Regions from separate parts of the Homo sapiens genome. Here region 2 is linked to region 1. The links are chromatin loops, found by intact Hi-C in ENCODE. Cell type or tissue: CD14-positive monocyte. All regions are shown on one strand. Each heading gives the region's core, and the rest is flanking DNA. Links, peaks and the distances in the headings are about the cores only.

Region 1 (10,185 bases), core at 2,147-7,146:
CACACCTGACATTTTGTCCTGAAAAGAGTACTCACTGTTGTCTGAGGGGGCTACAGTGAAACACACAAAAAAGGAGGAAGGCAAGAAGGTCAAATGAGGAAAAACAACTATAAATATTTGCCACTCAGGGACTTTTATACATTTCAGAGCTGTATAAAAATGGTACATTAAATAATAATAAAATAACTTTGAGGTTCATAGGAGACTTATATTTTCTTCTTTTTCTTTTCTGTATTCCTTCTGAAAGAATCAGATATATAGAAAGGTGAGATGATAAATGACTCAGAATAATTTATAATGTTTATATGCTAATTCCAAAACTTTATACACATAGATAAAAATGCAGAAAATAATAAAACAGGTATCTACATATTTCCCCCAGTGATTCAAGTGATATTATCATTTTACATGATTATTTAGATTCACTTTTTTCCTCTCTACAGAAATAAAATGCTGCAGGTAGCCCCAAAGCTCTCCCTGTCTCCTCCTCCCCCTCCCTCCTTCCCCAGAGGTAGCCACAGTTAGGAGGGAACTTCATCTGTCTCCAGCCTCACATTTCCTTCCAGCAGAACTTCCTATAGAGAAACACACCTGTTTCTTTCCTCTCCTTAACCTGGTTCTCTTCAGGGAAGGAGGAATGCTGCACAAAGTTGCAGAGTTTGGAAGGAGGGCTTGGGCTTGTGTGGCTCAGCCCATCTGTGTTTCTTCATTTGTTTTGGAGACAGTCTGCCTGCTAGAAACCACTATCATCTGTTCTTCCCTTCCCTTGCTAGGGTTTGGAGGTGCCTCCTCTTATGGGGGAGGCCTGGGGTGACCCAGCTCTGCCAGTGACTGGTTGGACACATCAATTGAATTTCATTTGGCCTTGAACTGAAGGAATGCTTTTCCTTCAGCATATCAGGAATAAAGTGGTATTTTGGTTTTTCACCTGAGCATTTGCTGTATCTTATTTTGCAAGTCACTGTAAATATGGGACTAGAAGAAAGGGGTATTATTTATATTCCTAGTCCCTTAGTTCTCCTAAAAACATATGTTCAAAGACTAGGAACTTTGAAAAATAAATTAAAGCAAGTACTTGGGGAGATTGATGCATCTGACAGCGCCAGGAGGTAGACAATCGTAGGCAGACAGGGGCAGGAGTCCGGTGAACACCACCTTTAACCCAAAGAGAGTTTAAAGCCTGAAAGCCAAGCTACAAGTCTCAGATAAATCTGAGGCTGGATGGAGAACCTCTCTTCCCATTTGGCATGCTTTTCTCTGATTGGTCCCCACCCTTCACCACCCTTCCCCTGTTTTACATGTACCTACACTTCCATAATTGGCCTTTTACATTGTCATGCCCACTTTTGAGTGGTGTCTTTGTTTTAGCCTTTTCTGCATACTCACAAACTAATCAGCCTGCACTCCTCCATTCTGAGCCCATAAAAGCCTGGGACTCAGCCACATGGGAACTGCCCACCTCTGGGTGAGAGAGACCACCTGACTTTGGGTGGGGGACCATCCTTGTAACCCCCTCTCTGCTGAGAGTTGTTTTGTCACTTAATAAAATTCTTCCCCACCCTCCTCACCCTTCAATTGTCAACATAACCTCATTCTTCTTGAACGTGGGACAATAACTCAGGACCCACTGAATGTGAGTACAAAAAAAGCTGTAACACTGTGGCCCTTTCCCCTTCGCCAGTGGAGGGCAGCCACCCCATGCAACAGGAAGTAGCAGCAGGACCGAGCTAGCCCCAGAGCCATGGGCAGGATTAGGGCAATGGGACTGACAGAGCTGTTAACATGCCGCTGTTCACTGGGCTGCAGATGGCAGAACTAAAAGAGCTATTAGAATGTGGCAACACCCCCTCTGGGGCTTCAGGGATATGGGCATCCCTGCCTGGGTACCACCATGTTCCTCTTGTCTGAATGCCAGAGTCCACTGCGGGAGTTGCTTGTGACATGCCTGGTCCAGCTGCAAGCCCTGCACAGAGCCCACTCCTGTGCCGGTGATTGAAATAGCTGGCCCAACCCCACACTTGCTTACTCACACACCCCCTCCCACCAGAGGCTTATTGCACAGTTGCAGTGGCCATGGGATCTGTGCTGGAGTGCAAGACAGGTGTGGCCTGCCAGGCTGAGTAGATAGGGCATCTCCTGCAGTAAGCCTGGGCCCAAGCAAAGCCTGGGCAGGGGTGTCACTGGCTGGAGGTCTTCAGCTGGCAAAGAGGCCAAGAAAAATCCTGTGTTACATCTGTTGTAGCCTTGATTGGGTGGTTTGAAGTCAACAATCAAGTCCAGTGTTGGTTCCGCACTGGTAACACAGTAGTATGTCATTTAGGGGGGTCATGGGACACTGGGAGATGAAGTGGACAAGCCTTGTTTGAACAATGGATGCTTTGGGAACACTAAGCATCTTGAAGAATCAATGTAAGAGGTATGTTAGGAAGACAAAAATGTCCAGGCCAGAAAGCAAAACAAACAAACAAACAAACAAAAAACAAACCAACAGAATATAGTGTAATCAATGAACCACATCAACTTTACATCAACAGATATGGAAATGGATCCATTTAAGAAGCAGATGAATTGTTAGCAGCTTAGCAAAAGCCTTCCAAAATGTGGGAATGCTTTAAAAGGATGCAGAATTCTAGGGTCATATATAAATCCTGCAGAAATAAATGCTCCAAAGAAAAGAAACATTTCTGTTTCTCTGAAGTACTACAGCATTTTCGTATGAAGCACCACACTCAGGCCTGACAGTTCAAAGGCTGAGGAGATGCTCAGTTCTAGAATGGAGCACAGTGGCACCGTGACTAGCTGTCCTGAGCCTCCAAGGGCCACTGGCTCCCTAGGCCCTCATAGCAGCTTTGGTTCAGCCTTTCTCTCAGAGGTGTTCTTTGGCTGAAATTACAGTGAGGACAAGAGGAAAATTGTGCCTGTAAGGTTTGCTTTAGAAGCCTAAGTGAGTGCATTGAAAGAAATAGTGGCCATAGCTACTGTGGCAAAGGACTTTTGTCACTAGAGACAGATTTCACTTGATGCAACATGAGGATGCCAGGAACACAGAGACCAGAGAGGAAAAAAACATCAGGAGGTTTTGAGCAAGGCCAATGGGACAGAAGTGCCTCAAGAGTGACTTTGACACCTGGGACCACCATCAAATATCCAAACTTTGCAAAAGTACCACAATGTAAACCAAAAATAAAATTCTAAGGCCCCAAGTATCTGAATGGACTTCCTCCTCAGCCAGGGCTCTTTTAAAATGTAACCTGAAAGACTGGTTCAGGCCATGATGGGAAGTGTGGTTGAGACATGCCTCTTTATACCTCTCCAGCATTAACATCAACACAGACTTTAAGTCTGATAAGAAACATTTTACAGCCATGGCTGGGAGTGGTGGCTCACGCCTGTAATCCCAGTACTTTGGGAGGCCAAGGCATGTGGATCACTTTAGGTCAGGAGTTGGAGACCAGCCTGGCCAACATGGTGAAACCTTGTCTCTACTAAAAATTAGCGAGGTGTGATGGCATGCACCTGTAGTCGCAGCTACTTGGGAGGCTGAGGCAGGAGAATCGCTTTAACTCAGGATGTGGACGTTGCAGTGAGCCCAGATTGTGCCACTGCATTTCAGCCTGGGTGACAGAGGGAGACTCCATCTCAAAAAGAAAAAAAAAAGAAAGAAAAGAAATATTTTACAACCAATTATCTCTGAAGCCTGCTACCTGAAGGCTTCATCTGCATGATAAAACTTTGGTCTCCATAGCCTCTTATCTCAACCCAGACATTCCTTTCTATTGATTCCAGGTCTTTAAATAAATTCGACCAATTATCAACCAGAAAATGTTTAAATTTACCTATAGCCCGGAAGCTGCCCCATCACTCACTTCCTGCTTCAAATTGTCCCACCTTTCTGGACCAAACCAATATATATTTTAAATGTATAAGATTGATGTCTCATGCCTCCCTAGAATGTATAAAAGCAAGCTGCACCCCAACAGCCTTGAGCACATGTTCTCAGGACCTCCTGAAGGCTGTGTCGTGGGTCATGGTCACTCATATTAGGCTCAGAATAAATCTCTTCAAATATTTTACAGAGTTTGACACTTTTTATCAACAATAATGTCTCTAAGGCTCTAATGCTCTGAGAGGGAACATAATATGCACACGTGGATTTCTCCATCCTCCAATGAAAGCAGCATGAAAAGGTGCCTGAATTCAGCGTCAACTGATTTTAAGACAAATCATTGATTCTGGAAATCTGGAGTTTATTGTCATCCTTGAGGCTGAAAATCAAGGTTTCTTGTTCTCCATCTACCCTCCTTTCTTTAGATACTCCTGAGTTACTGCTTTGGTGTTTGGAAATAATATCATAGGTCTAGATTAAGTATGAGGTCTAGAAACGTAATTTTCCCTGGGCTAATTGTTTAAGGGGCTTGATTTTGGTTTCAACTTCTCTATTTTGCAAATGTGAAACGGGTACTAAGAAAAGTTGGAATAATGCCAATAAAAAAAAAATCCCCAACCCCATGCAGAATCTGAAGGAAACATCTCTGAACAAAATGTAGCAAAACAGAAAAATGGGGGCAGAATAATTTTGAGAGTGTTTGCTTAACTCCCAAAGTAAAGGAGTTTAAGTTTTTATTTTATTTCTTCCTGGGAACCTGGTATTGAACGAGAATTTACACCAAACTGTGTATGTATACAAATTGTGTGTGTATATGGTTGATAATGTAAAATTGGAGAGTTCATCTTATTTTGTGAATTCACCATGTGCCATTTTAGTGAGCTCTGTTGGACAACATGGTTTAGCAGAATACAGAGTGAAAAACAAAAGAGAAATTAAACAATTTGAAATAAACTTTTATACTAGAAAAGTTTTAGATTTACAGAAGAGTTGTGAAGATGGCAGAGAGTTCTCCTGTGCCCTGCACTCAGTTTCTCCAATTATGAACATCTTACATTAGTATGATACACCATTAATGAACAAACATTGATAACTGACGTTCATACTGTCCTATTCAGATTTCCTTAGATTTTGATCTAATGTCCTTTTTCTGTTCCAGGATCCCATCCAAGGTGCAGCATTCCAGTCAGGTGTCCATCTCCTTAGGCCCCTCTAGACTGTGGCAGTTTTTCATACTTTCCTTGTGTTTTATAACGTTAAGAGTTTTGAGGAGTACTGGTCAGGTGTTTTGTAGAAACTCCCTCAGTTGGGGTTTATCTGATATTTTTCTCAGATTAGACTGGTGTTTGGGTTTTGTGGAAGGAGATCACAGATGTAAAGAGCCAGTATCATCACATCCCATCAACAGTCCACACTATCAACATGACTTACCACTGTTATCTTAGTCACTTGATTGAGGTAGTGTATGTCAGGCTTCTTCACTGTAAATCTACTCTTTTTATTCCCCTTTACATTCTGTGTTCTTCGAAAGGAAGTCACTATTCACAGCCCAGACTTAAGGGGTGGGGAGTTACGTTTATGAATCCAAAGCCCGATGGCCTGTGTGTTCTTTTGCCATAGGCTCCACTCAGTGAACTGAGAGGTTGCTGAGACCTGTGATTCAAACAGCAAATGGAGTCAATGGGGTCCAGGAGAAGGGTGGGGTGGGTGGCCCTTTGGAGGTCCTCCTGAGTGTCCTGTTGGTCGGGGTCCAACTCCATAGTAGTGGCCTTTATTGTAAGCCAGTAGATGAATACTTTCAGGATATCTACGTGGGGTATTTGGGATTGCTGCCAGTAGCCAAATAGGTCTACAAATTGCTGCTCTTTTGGGGGTTTTTTTTTTTTGAGGGAGTGGGGAGGGAAAAAAAAAGGTCAAAATCTTGACAATCATCTTTGCAATGAGAGGCTTTGCTCCTTTCTGAATTATGCCCAGGAGTTTTATTAGTTTCATTTGGGTATCATTAGGTCCTTGTATCTTGTCTGTGTTAAAGGCCTAGCTGTGTTGCTGCATGTGGATCAACAGGGTGTCTAGTCCTTGTTGGGCAGTGCCTTTGTCTGAGTCCACCAAAGTACCATCAGTATAGCAGAAGGACAGAGCTCTCTTCAGGGGTGGGACTGTCTGTAAACCATAACCCATCTCTGCATGGCAGATAGCTAGGGGCTTAGGTGGCCTTGCATGGCAGATACCTGGGAGCTTAGGTGCGTGCGCTCTGCTGTATTGGTGGTGGCTGTTTTCAGGTCACTGTGAGGGACAGGGTCTACAGTGATGTGGCCACGTGGTGCCCTGCTCCCTCACTAAGTTCTACAGGATTGCCTTCTTTATCATGCTAACCTCTGAAGTCCGCAGTGAAATATTATTAAAACACCCATACATTCTCAGTATAATTACACCTTGGGAATGATATATGTTACACTGTGGGATTATATTTCCTTGTGTTTTAAATATGATTTTTCAGAGATTGAAAAATATCTGAAAATTTTCCCATTTCTTATTGCTCTGGTTTGGTTTAGATCAAGATCTTTTAAAATAAATTTGTGAGCATTCCCTTTTAAAAAAATCTTCTGAATATTTTGAATAATATTTCAATTGTCTTTTTTTTAGTATCACAAAACTCACTTCTCAGGGCATAGTGTTTTATTTATTTAGTCATTTATTTAATTTTATATGTATATTTTAAATATGTCTTCTAATTATTAATATATTTAATATTTATTTTAAATAGTATTCTGTATTCAATTTTATTTTGATTACTAATATATCAAATTTTAAATGTTTCATGGTATATTTTTCTTTCTACTCACCATGCTTTAATTTTTTAAATTTTTGTAATTTATTCTATTAGACTGACAAAATTTTGTTTAATTTCCTTCTTATTCCTTGGTGGAAGACCCAAGAATTGCCCTATGGATTAAACAACTATAGATGATTGGCATCTAGGCCCTCAAATTTGTACCAAATATTAAGTGGGCTCCTAGAAGCTGCAATTTTTTAGTTCCCATGCTGGATGTGGTTGTAGAGAACAATGGACCAAGGCAATCTTCCTGGAGAACATACCTGGAGGTGGCTCAATTGTCTGGCCAAGAAACACATGTTACTATTGAGACAGAGTTCCCTGTTTAGACAGAGCTCCCTTCATATTCCAATGCAGTGTTAAGTGCATGAGATTTCTGGCTTGATGTCCTCTTGGGAAAAGCTGAATGCCTATCATGTAGCTGTGATCATTGTTGGAAGTATGGATCAGAAGAAAGTGTTTTTGGGCATAGGGCAGACAAAGGAGTGACCTGTAGCATGCGCTTGTTGCCTGCCCAGAATCCATCTTCCATTTTCCTCTTTCAAACAGTCTGTGAATTCTGACTGGGGATCCATGTAACTCTGAGGACTGAGTCCGCCCTTGCCTCCACTGTGCTCTGGCTCTAGGCTAAGTCAATCAGTGCTTTTCACCCCCACTTTCCATTGCAATGATTGAACCAATGTGGACATATAACCTTACATGGCCTCGTCAGAATGATTATCAATAGTCTTGTTTTGAAACTTCAGACAACACTATTCTTCCAAACTGCAGGATGATAAATGGATGTAAGGCCAATACTTGATGTGGAAATTTTTGCTAAGAGGTGGGAAATAGGCCTAAGCATTAAGCCAACACACAGTAGAGGGTAGAGCTAATACACTGCACAGGTGTACACAGGAGTATGGGCTGGAGTCTCCATGACATCTAAACATCTAAACCAGTAGTTCCTATTTTTTGAAGTTTGCTTCAACTCTGTAGTTTTCAGATACATTAGCCTACATATTTTGTTTAGATTTTCTCTGTATGATAATGTACTTCTCCCTTTTCATCCTCCATTTCCATTTAGAAACACAAAAAATAATTTATTTAATGTCACAAAGACCACTGTTTCTCCAATTCAGATTGCAATTTAGATAGGTAAATGTATTAGTCCATTTTCACACTGCTGTAAAAACATACCTGAGACTAGGCAATTTACAAAAGAAAAAGGTGTATTGGACTTACAGTTCCACATGTCTGGAGAGGCCTCACAAACATGGCAGAAAGTGGAAGGCACATCTCACAAGGAGGCAGACAAAAGAAGAGAGATTGTGCAGGGAAACTCCCATTTTTAAAACCATCACATCTCATGAGACTCATTCACTATCAGGAGAACAGTGCAGGAAAGACCCGCCCCCATAATTCAATCACCTCCCACTGGGTTCCTCCCACGAAACGTGGGAATTGTGGCAGTTACAATTCAAGATGAGATTTGGGTGGGGACACAGACAAACAATATCAGTAAATGATCAAAACCCTTTACTCTTGGCCCTGGAAATGAAGGATGGAAAATGAGGAGGGAAAAATTAAGAAAGCAGGCCATTCTTTGGAAAAATAATGGAAAAATGATTTGGAGAGAGGCAATAGAAATCTTTATCTGGATTAATATATGAAAAACACTGACACAACCAAGTAAAAAGTTTAGCTCACCTCCCACCAAAAATTGTGGCTCTTCCTAATGAATACTTAGACAAACAGTTTTTCTAGGCTGTAGGAAATTGATACTGAGTTGAGGAGTCTTGATGAATACATCACAGGCTGCGGCATTTAATGCTACTATTGTGCACCCAATTGTGCAAAAGAAATATGCTAATACACTGCCTAGCATTGATATCAAGTAATTACACTGTCTACTATTGCTCTGTCATCTTATTTTGCTCTTGTTCCAAATTCACATATTTTTCCATGTTGCTGTTACTCTCTTTCCATGAAGGCATGTTTGAAAACAGATTTGTACAGCAACAATTCTCTGCTTCACACGGGAGGGACTCCTAAGTGACAGCCACTGTATATGTGAACAAGACTGCCATTTTTGTCCCACCTTTCTAGAGTTATCCTGGGTTTCTAGTCCAAATGAGCTACCATTCAGAATTATTTTATTCAGCCAATATTTATTAAGTATCTGGTGCATGCAACACTGCTAGAGACTAACAATACCTGTGGAAGATAATGTCCCTGCCCTTGAACACAGTACATAGGGAGCATCATGGGAGCACAAAGGTCACACAGTACATAGGGAGCATCATGGGAGCACAAAGGTCAGATATTAAACTTCTCTTGGAAGAGGAGGCTCCATTGAAAATTAACTTTCAAATCATGCTTTCAAAGAACAGCAGGTGCTTGTAGCCATATGCATTCTCGGTAGAGGGATCAATGTGCAGAGACTAGAGTTCTGAAACAGTTTGGCTTACTAGCAGACCTGGAAACACTTTGGTATTATTCTATCACAGAGGGAGAAGTGACAGATTCAGTTGGGAGAGAGATAAGATCCTGGATGTGCAAAATGAGAGATTTACAGGGCTTTGAATGCTTCCTGGAGACATTGGGCTTTGTCATAGAGACAATGTGTAGCCACAGAAGGATATAAGCAGCACAGTGACAAAATCCCATTTCTATTCCAAAGGTTCCTATTATAGTAGTGAATGTAAGGGTAAGGAAAGGCAAATAAAGGTCAGAAAATGCAAAATAATAAGACAAAGGATGGTGTATTAATATTAGGCAATAAAATGTCTAAGGAAAATTCTTAAATATGACAAAGGAATTCATTTATAATAATATGTTGTTTACAATTTTATGATCAAATAATATAATATACTACTAATAAAAAATGTGCCTGAGTATGAGAAACTAACAAAAACATAGTAATCATGAAAATTTTTAACAAATATAAGTTTTGATGAATGTAAGCCAAAAAATATGATTTGAATTATAAAATACTTGAATGAATCAACACTAAAGAAAGCATGCTTTTTAAGAATCCTTGGTACATTGGCAACAATTGGCCATATATCCATTCCAAATAAATAAAACAAAAATTGCAGGCCATGTTAACTAATCAATTGCAATAAAACTAGAAGTAAATAATACAAATATTTGTTACCAAAGTAAGATTAATTTCAAGCCCAATGAATAGTTATAGATTTTTAATTGTTAATAACCAGGTTAAACATCTAAAGTGTTCATATTAAAACAAAATATGAAATATTTGGTAATTCACCTAATTGAAAACATGAAGAATTTATATGATAAAAGATACACATTTTTTATTTAGGAAGGCAAATGGACACTTGACTGTACTGACATATTTCTGGTTGTCAATTATTCCAAATTTTTTTCAGATGTAATATAATGTGCTTCCAAATAAAACCCTTGTGGAACTTGACTTAATGATTTTTATGTTCATGTGGAATGAGTCTTACTAGCCAAA
Region 2 (10,185 bases), core at 1,902-6,901, 58 kb before region 1:
AATAAGACAGTTTTTAATAAAAAAATTAGGTTGCCTTTAAGCAAATCATAAATTTTCTAGTTTCCCACAGCCTTTTGCATTTTGTCTTTTAAACAGATACTTCAAACATTATTTTTCCTTATGGGTCTTAAACACATTTGATTTTGTCAACTTCAGACCCAAACTCATTGATAGGACAGTATTAGGTGTCTCAGAAAGGGGAGGTCAAGGGAAAATGCCTTCAAGAAACAGAGAGAAAAGAGAGTCTTCTGTAGACTAGAAAGGTTACTATGGGTTCTGGGGGCCTTGGGAGCTTCTGACTTGCCCCTTAGCATCTCCCTCAGTGGGATGGAAAGGCCTCAGAAGAAGTGGTTTTTTACATTCTTCCATTCTCATATTGTAAGTCTAACCTATAGGCGTTGTATTCTTGCAATTTTGGAAAAATTTCCATGTTCCAAATGTAGCATAGAAGCAACAAGTTCACAGGACACATACGGTATATTTGAACTTGGCCTATAAGTTTCTCAGTGGTAACTGGTGTGGACTAGTCGCTGATGATGGAAATTGCCTCTCCAGTGACTTGGCACTATTTAAGATTCCAGGATCTTTGTACATTTCTGCAGAAATGTATTTGTGTATGTTGGGTAGATATAGGGATGAACTGGCAAGAGTAACTGTGTGGGCTGGATTCTCAAAGAATTTGATACAAAATTGTGTGTGTGTGTGTATATATATATATATATATACACTCTCTCTCTCTCTCTCTATATATATATATATACATACATATATATATATATATATATACATACATATATATATATATATATATATATATATATATACTTCCTAAACACCCAAGTTTGTAGACTGAAAGTTAAACTCTACATAAGCACTGTAGAAACGTGCTAATCTAGCTAAAGGAAAAGGTAGAAATTATTAGTATTATTCAGAGTAAGTTAAATACCAGGTGGTGGTCATTCAGGAACTAAAGGCTAACTCAGGTAAGGACTCTATCAAGGTCAAGCAATCATGTGAAGCTCAGGAAGCTAATATTTTACTACAAAGGCACAGGCAGCAAGGAACATGTAGCCAGTCATAAGGAGCTCTGTATCTTATTATACTACTACATATAACTTCTCTGTTCACCTCTAAGTAGAGACTCCAAGCTCCCATTTATGCCCTTAAAAATGTTTTATTGAATGTATTCTTGAATCAAGCCTTTGTGCTGAAATTCTGTAGAAGACACAAATATGACACAGTCTGGATTATTCACAAGAAGGTGAGAGAACTGTAATAGTGAATTGTCATTACAAAAAATGAATAAAGTTGGGGAGAGATCCCTAGAAATACCTATTATAGAATTTTTGAAACAGGAAGTGCAAAACACAGAAGTTAATGGGGGTGATAAAAATTGAAAGAAAAGGGATTGTTAACCTTTCCAAATGTATCAGAGATAAAGGGAAAGAGGATTGAAAAAACACGATTAGGCTTGGAAGATTGAGGTAACTGATAGCTTTTGATAACACAATTTCCTTTGATGACAGAGGATGAAATTATGTATCATAAGGGTTGAGAAATTATAATCAGTAAATGCAGGCATAAAGAAGGGAGCTGAAGCTTCACTGAATACAATACAGTATGTCATATTTTCTATTATGACATCTGCATCTCTGTTCTTCCCTAATTTCTACTTTCCTGTCTCTAGATATCTCTTAATCCCTCCCACTCCATCATCACATTCTGTATTCATTGCCACATTCTACCTCATTAATAATTGAGCAAACTCAGTCCATATATCCTCAACATAAATATGAGGAGGGAGAGTAAATAAGAGGATTGGAAACAGCAAGACAGGGAAATGGGAGAAATTTTTGTTCCTTGCTGACTCTTTTGGTTCTTGAACCCTTAGAGAGCCTTCATAGACTTCCCTGTGGTTGATTTTCTGAACTCCTATAATGCCAAAAGGGGGAGATGAAAAATACTAGCATCATACCAAAGTAGGGCCATTAAACATTAAGTTATAAAATGAAATCGTGATTATAAACTGAAACACTAACTTTGATGACAAGGAATATACATGTGAATTATTTCTTCACATACATAAAGTGATGATACAGTGTTAACATTTGGTTTGTTGTCATTTTATTTTAAGTAAGAACAAATTGTTTGAGTGCTCAGCATGCCCTTCATTTTTTTGTAAGTTAATGAGGTGGCAACCACAGTTGAGAACACAGATTGGAGGAGGCAATATTGTTTTTCCCAATTTAATTCCATTAATGGGGGCAGTGTGGTATTGGGTAGATTCTGCATGTTAGTCAGAGTCTTCAGATTGCTGTTGATCTTTTGGATCACATGAAGTAGAAGTTAAATTCACATCTTCTTTATATGAATTTGAGGAAGCTGAAGTGTCTGGTTGCACATCTTGTTCTGAATCTAGATTGGACAAATAGGCTAAACATGTGTCTTGTACTGAGCTTTGGCCAGAAGAAGAATGAAAATCTGCCTTCACGTCTTCTGATTGCAGGTCCCCTGAGGTTTGCCCTATACATTTCATGTCCCCTGGTTTGATGTCTCTAGTGTACATATCTCCTTTTTGTGTAACTCTGGATTGAAGGTCTTGTTGGTCTTTATCTTGAGTGTCTTGACATTCTAGGTTATGTTGGGCTGTTGCGTGCTGGGTTTGGACTTCTTGGTATAGAGCTTTCTGCTTTAGGGCTTCTTTCTCTAATAGATCCTGTGTTTGCCAGTGCTTCATTTCAAATTGCCATTCTCGTGCTTTATAATCTTTGTTTCTCCAGCCCTGAGTTATCCAGTCAGGGGATTCTTGGCCAAAAGATTGACAGTCCTGGGTTGTCCAGCCTGGAGATTGCCTTTGTGGAATTGCCAGAATTGGTATTGCTGTATTTGGGATTCTGAATCTTGGCATAACAGTTTTGGCACTTTCTCCACCTGAGCTTGCTGTCCTTCGGCTTGAACATTTTGGAATTGTCCTTTCGGGGATTTCTTCTCTTGGGCCGGCTGGTCTTCAGTTTGCTGATCCTGGGTTTGCTTCTTTGAGTTTTGCTCCTTATCAGTCTGCTGGTCTTTAACTTGTCCATCTTTAGATTGTCCTTCTGGGTATTGTTCCCCTTTGGCTTGCTGATCTTCAGCTTGCTGATCTGGGAGTTGCTCTTTAGTTTGATTAAGTTGAGCTTGCTTATCTACGGAGTGCCTCTTTGGGGATAGCCAGTCTTTGATTTGCTGGTCTAAGGATTTCTGCTTTGGAGATTGCCAGCCTTTGCTTTGCTGATCTAAGGAATGCCTCTTTGAGGATTTCTGGCCTTTGGCTTGCACGTCTAAAGAATGTCTCCTTAAGTATTGCAAGGCTTTGGTTTGCTGGTTTAAGGAATGCCGTCTTGAGGATTTTCTTCTATGGAGTTCCTCCTCAGATTTCCATTCTTTGGTCTCTTCCATAACTTCTGATCTAATATCTTGATATGACATTTGTAAAATTTGCTGGTTTTGAGGTTCAGTGTTTTCTGGTTGAAGATCTGGGGGCTGCTGAAGTAGGTGTTGTATTTCAGGGAACTGCACAATATGGGATGTTGAGGCTTCAGGTAATATGGCATGCGCTGATAGAGCTTGGGATAGCATATCTTGGGAAGGTATGTCTTGAGGTGGCATGGCGTGGGATGGTGTGTCTTGAGATAGCATATCTAGGGATTGCATATCTTGGGATGTCATGTCATGAAACAGCATATCTTGAGATGATGTGTCTTGGGATAGTATGCCTTGAGGGGGCAGGTCATTAGCTGTCAGATTAGAAGACTGTTTGACATGGGATGATGTAGACTTAGATGGCATGGTTTGTTCTGACAGGCCTTCTACTGGTAGAGCTTGGGATGGCAAGTCTTCAGGTGATATATCTTCGAGTTTTAGTGCAGAATGGGATGGAAAAACTTGGAGTGACGCAGCTTGGTCCTGCAGAAGCTTGGTTTGCATTTGAGAAGGTTGTACAATAGCAGATTGTAGATCTTCATCTTTCATTTGTTTAAATGTAGAGTCTAGCTGAATGGACATATTTTCTGAGGGCTTTTTCTCTAGTGTGGGAGGCAAAGGTTCAATTTCTTCCTCTGAAAATTTGGGAGATGGAAGGATACTTTGCTTTTGTTCATCTGGCACAAATTCTCTACCTTTATTACCTGGTTGGGAGACTAAAGGACTCCTAGAGAGTGTTAACTTGAAGAAAGCATAGCCTCCAAAGATAACAGATTGTGCATTTGTTGTTGAATCATCACTGGAAAACTCTTCTTGAAGCACAAATTGTAATTGATCATTTTCTTCTGGGGCAGGTTGTTCACTATTTTGAGTAACATCCGAAGGCAAGAAAAACAGAACCTATAAAAGCAAGGATGAGGGTAATTAATATGACAGAATCATGTCTGATTTTTTTTTTGTTTTCCAAGTTACTTTTCATTTCTGACTTAAGACAGTAGATAGGAAATAACATCTAAATGAGAAGGCAGAAAACGAATGCCAGTCCTGCCTTTACCATTAACTTATTGGTATTATTTTAGAAGTCATCACCTTTTAGTCTTTCAAATATTGAACAGAGGAATTTGATTAAGATTGCCTCAAAAATTCCTCCCATACTTAATATTATAAAGCTTCTGAGACATTTTATATCATCTAGTCAATATTCATATATTCATGCTTAATCTATAATAGTTTATTGATCACCCAGATGAACTAAATGCTGGGAATCAAAGACAATTAGATGTGGGATTTTCCCTTAAGGTGCTCACAACTATCTGTACATCAACATATAAATAGATAATAGTAATACAATTCAGCAAATGCAATTACATAAATAGGTACTTAGTGCTTTATGGGAACATAGAAGATGACCTAATTCTGAGACAACCTGGAAATGCTTTACAGAAGAGGCAATATTTAATCTATATCTTAACAGCTGAGTAGGAATTACTCAGGCATAGACGGTAAGATGAAATAAGACAGGAGTCAGAATCCAGGTAGAAGCAGCAGTGGAATAGCGGGTACAAAAACACAAGGTTGTGATATAGCATGGTGTGATGGCAGATGGTAAGCAGTTAGATATTACTGATATTATTAGATGGTATGCTAGGCTAGGAAATTTGGACTTTCCTTTACAAATAAGAGGAAGCAATTGGAGTTTTTTAAACAGCTAAGTGACCACATCTGATACAACCTGCAATGCTTCCCATTAGTTCTCATTTTATTATTATAATTTTTAGGAGGTTGTTACTGCAGCACAACCTGCTGCTTTTTATTCTGACTCCATGAATTACACCTTTCTGAGATAATTCATAGTCAGAATAGACTACTTGTTCTATTTGATGAAGTGGATCAGAACTCAGTGATTAAATGAATTAATTATGCTTACCTCGTTTGCTAATAGCAGGCCTAGATTGAGAATCTACACATTCTCTGAAATAATACATTGCATTTCCCATTCTTCTAATTAGTTTTTCACACCTATATTTTATCCCTATTGAAGGACTATTTATGTGAGTATAAATGGTACTTTGGAAGAGATTTCTATATTTCTAAGAATCCTCAAACTTTGTTTCATGTGAATTTTAATTTATTCTTCCACTTAAAAAGAGGTTTGGAAGAAATAATTATAGTTTCTCTGTTTATTAAAGCTCTTAAGTGCTATGATTTTAAATTTCCTCATCCATTAATGAGAACTCAGTGATTACCAGATGCTAGACAATGTTCCAAAGTCATCACAAAAATTGGTATGACATCCCTATGAAGTTATTATCCTTCTTTTAGAATTGAGGGAATTGAGGTTCAGAGATGTTAAATAACCAGACCAGTATCGTAGAGCTGTTTACTTGGGAAGGATTTAAAAATTGTAGTTGAATCTGAGGTCCTGTGCTTTCCTCTCTGATCTATGCTTCTTGTATTAATAACGTCACCTACTTCCTACTTCAGGGTGGCTAAGACTAAAGACCAAATGAAATAATACTTTCAAGCACAGAAACTGGCACAGAGAAATTTCTCCGTAAATGTAGAGTTCACTTTCCCTTTCCTTTTCTTGAGATCAAGGTACATATTTTATTATTTTTGAATCCCCTGTTGTACTTTGCACATTACTGTGCCATTAGTGGATTAAAGATCTGTATTCACTAAATTCAATTGAAGAGTTATTTAGTGTAACTTATTTTAGTATTGTTTCTAAAGGGCTTAAAACAGGGTTTGTACTCTCCTCTAGTTGTGTAATATACAGATAATACGATAAAGATGAAAGCATGAGATGAAAAATGACAAAAGCCAATACCCATTCATGATTTTAAAAAATCTGCGCAACAGGGTAAATTTACTCTGTAAAAAACCTACAAAAAACATCATATTTAAGGGTAAAATATTGAACATTTTCACCCTAAGATCAAGAACAAGGAAAGATTGCTATTTTCATCACTTATTTTAAACATTGTATTGGAGACTACACAGTGTAATAGGGCAAGAAAAATGAGGCATAAAGTTTGGGAGTAAAAATGTCTTTATTAATACTTAAAATGGTTATCTACTAAGAAAATTCTAGAAACTCTATTAAAAAAAAGCTATGGGAACTAATAAGTTAGTTTAGAAAGGTCATAGTAGACCAGTATATAAAAATAAATTGCATTTCTATATGTGGGAATGAACATTTAAAAAATAAAATTAAAAATACCATGTACAATATCAAGAAAAAATGAAATAATTACAGATACATTTAACAAAGTATGCATAAGGCTTATACATTGTAAATAATAAAATAGTGCTGAGAGAAATGAAATGAGATGTAAGAAAATACAGACATGTTTCATGGACATGGATCAGAAGACTACATATTACTAAGAAGTAAATTGTTTATAAATTATCTATAGGCTCAGTACAATTCCAACCAAAATCCCAGCAAGATTTTTGTAGCAATCAATAAACGAATTCTAAAACTTATGTGGAAATTCATATGACCTAGAACAGCCAAAACAATTTTGAAAAATAACAAAGTTGGAAGATTTATACTATCTGATTTCAAGAATTACTCTAGCATAATTTTAGTGGGGCAGAAGAGAAATCTCCATAGAGAATTGAAAAACAATAGAGAAAATCAATGAACCCAAATGTTGATTCTTTTAAAAGATCAACAAAATTGATAAACCTTTACCTATACTGAAAAGCAAAAAGACAATAAAACAATTAAAACAAGACATAAAAGTAAGACATTATTACTGACCTTATAGAGAGTAAAAGTATAAAGTATTGTAAAAGAATACTATAAAAACTTATATGCCAAGAAATCAGATACTGTATAAGAAATGGGCAAATTCCTTGCAACACACAAATTACCTAAAATGATTCAAGAAGAAATAGAAAATCTTTACAGATCCATAACAAGTAAAAAGATTCGTAATCTAAAAGTTCCTAACAAAGGAAACTTCTGGATCAGATGGCTTCACCAGTGAATTCTACCAAAATTTAAAGAAAAAAAAAAAACAATTATTCTCAAACTCTTCTGAAAACTTGAAGAGAAGGGAAAATTGCCTAACTCATTCTATGAGGCCACCATTACCTTGATACCAAAAACAGATAATTATGCTGCAAGAAAAGAAAATTACAGATTAATATCCTTTATAAGTGTAGATACAAAAATTGCCAACAAAATATTAGAAAAGGATTATTCATATGATGAAGTGAAATTGATAAGCAAAATACAAGGATGGTACAATAAGAAAATCAATAAATGTAATACATTACATTAATATAATGTTGGAAAACCCCCACACAGTCATCTCACTTGGAGTAGAAAAGGCATTTGATGAAATGCCTTTCATGAGAAAACCTCTCATAAAACTAGGAAGAGATGGAAAATTCCTCAATATGTAAAGTTTATTTATAAAACACCCACAGCTAATATCATACTCAGTGGTGAAAGATTAAAAGCTTTCCCCCTAAGATCAGGAACTATATAAGAATGCTTTCTTTCACTGCTGCTATTAAATATTGTACTAAAAGTTCTAGCTAGAGCTATTAGAAAATAAAAAGAAATAAAATTCATCCAAATTAGAAAAGAGGAGATTAAGGCCATCTGTATTTCCAGATGACATGATCTTCCTATATAGAAAATCCTCCCAAATCCACAGGAAAGCTACTAGACCTAATACAGGATTGCAACAAGGTTCAAGATACAAGAGCAACCCACAAAAAATCATTGTTGTTTCTGTATAACAGCAATAAACAATATGAAAATAACATTTAAAAAGCAATTTCATTTATAATGCCACCTAAAATAATTACATACTTTAGAATAAATCTAACCAATGGGATGAAAGACCTCTATGCTAAAAAATATAAATCATTGCTGAATGTAATTGGAGACCTAAATAAATGAAAAGACATCTTGTGTTCACGTATAAGAAGATTTAAAATTGTTAAGATGTCAGTGCTGCTCAAAGCAATATACAGATTCAATACAATTTCTATCAAAATTCCAACAGTCTTTTTCTTATAAATGGAAAAATGGATCCTCAAGTTCATATTGAATTTTAAGAGGCCCTGAATAGCCAAAACAATAATGAAAAAGAATAATACAGTTTGAGTGATTATACTTTCCAACTTTGAAACGTACTGTAAAGCTACACTAATTAAAACAATACAGGGCCGGGCACAGTGGCTCATGCCTGTAATCCTAGCACTTTGGGAGGCCGAGGCGGGTGGATCACCTGAGGTCAGGAGCTCGAGATGAGCCTGGCCAATGTGGTGAAACCTCGTCTCTACTAAAAATACAAAAATTAGCCTGGCATGGTGGCATGCGCCTATAGTCCCAGCTACTTAGGAGGCCGAGGCAGAAGAATTGCTTGAACCCGGGAGGCAGAGTTTGCAGTGAGCTGAGATCTCACCACTGCACTCCAGCCTGGGTGACAGAGCAAGACTCCATCAAAACAAAAAACAAAAAACAAACAAAAAAAAAAACCCAAAAAATATGGTACCTGGCATAAGGGAAGATATATAGACCAATGGAATCATTCAGAAATAAATGCTCACTTATATCACATATATAGTAAATCAATTTTCAACATAGACACCAAGAATATTCAATGGGGAAAGGAATTTTTTCAACATATGATGCTGGAATAACTGGGCATCCACATGTGAAAGAATAGAGTTGGACCCTTACCTTATACCATATACAAACATTAACTCAAAATCAATCCGACACTAAGCCTAAGAGCTAAAACCATACATTTCATGGAAAAAAGTTGGAAGATATCTTCATGACAATTTGGCAATAATTTCATGGATGTGACAAGAAAGGCACAGAAAACAACAAAATAATAGATTAATTATACTTCATAAAGAACTTTTGTGCATCAAAAGTCATCAAGAAAGTGCAAAGACAACCTACAGAATAGGAGAAAATATTTGCAAATCATATGTCTACTGAGGGACTAAGATCCAGAATATATAAAGAACTCTACAATTCAACAACAAAAAACAAACAGCCCAATTAAGAAACAGGCAAGACTATAACAGTTATTTCTCCAAAGAAGATGTATACATGGATGCTCAACATCAAATCATTAGGTAAAAGCAAATCAAAAGTATGAGATACCACTTCACACCCATTAAGATGGCCATTATATAAGGCTGGGTGTGGTGACTCATGCCTTTAATCCCAGCAGTTTGGAAGGCCAAGGTGGAAGGATGGCTTAAAGGCAGGAGTTCAAGACCAGCCCTGACAGCATAGCAAGACCTTGTCTCTACAAAAATAAAAATAAAAATAAAAATTTATGTGGGTGTGGTGGCACATGCCTTTCATCCCAGGTACTCAGGAGACTGAAACAGGAGAATCATTTAAGCCCAGGAGTTTGAGGCTGCAGTGAGCTATGATCTTGTGCCACTGTAGCCTAAGTGACATATGATCTTGTGCCACTGTAGCCTAAGTGACATAGTCTTTGTATAAAAATTAAAGAAAGAAAGAAAAAGAAAGAAAGAAAGAAGGAAAGAAGGAAAGAAAGAAAGAAAAAAGATGGCCATGATAAAAACAAATATGATCCAGAAATCCCATTACAGGGTATATATTCAAAGGAAATGAAGACAGTTGGAGAAACATCTGTACTCCCATATTTACTGCAGTGCTATTCACAAGAGCCAAGATAAGGAATCAACCTAAATGCCTATCTACACATAAAT

Evidence for each region. Peaks named below come from ENCODE experiments on the same cell type or tissue, not always from the same donor. Only the 100,000 strongest peaks of a DNase experiment are listed, where the experiment ranks them.
Region 2: it touches region 1 in a loop (8-fold over the local background); 1 of 110 quality-filtered maps calls a loop at or near these places.

What each region holds. Positions count from the first base shown.
Region 1 is chr11:60,352,238-60,362,422 of GRCh38, reverse strand. No RefSeq gene overlaps it. Among named protein-coding and RNA genes, the nearest start is that of MS4A7, 21 kb to the left of the region's middle. In CD14-positive monocyte, for the core only: no CTCF peak of the experiment used is centred there; a DNase peak (open chromatin) is centred at 4,462.
Region 2 is chr11:60,409,611-60,419,795 of GRCh38, reverse strand. It overlaps MS4A14 (membrane spanning 4-domains A14), which reads right to left. Exons shown (of 5, transcript NM_032597.5): 5 at 2,040-4,359. The coding sequence ends at 2,788. Among named protein-coding and RNA genes, the nearest start is that of MS4A5, 15 kb to the left of the region's middle. In CD14-positive monocyte, for the core only: no CTCF peak of the experiment used is centred there; no DNase peak of the experiment used is centred there.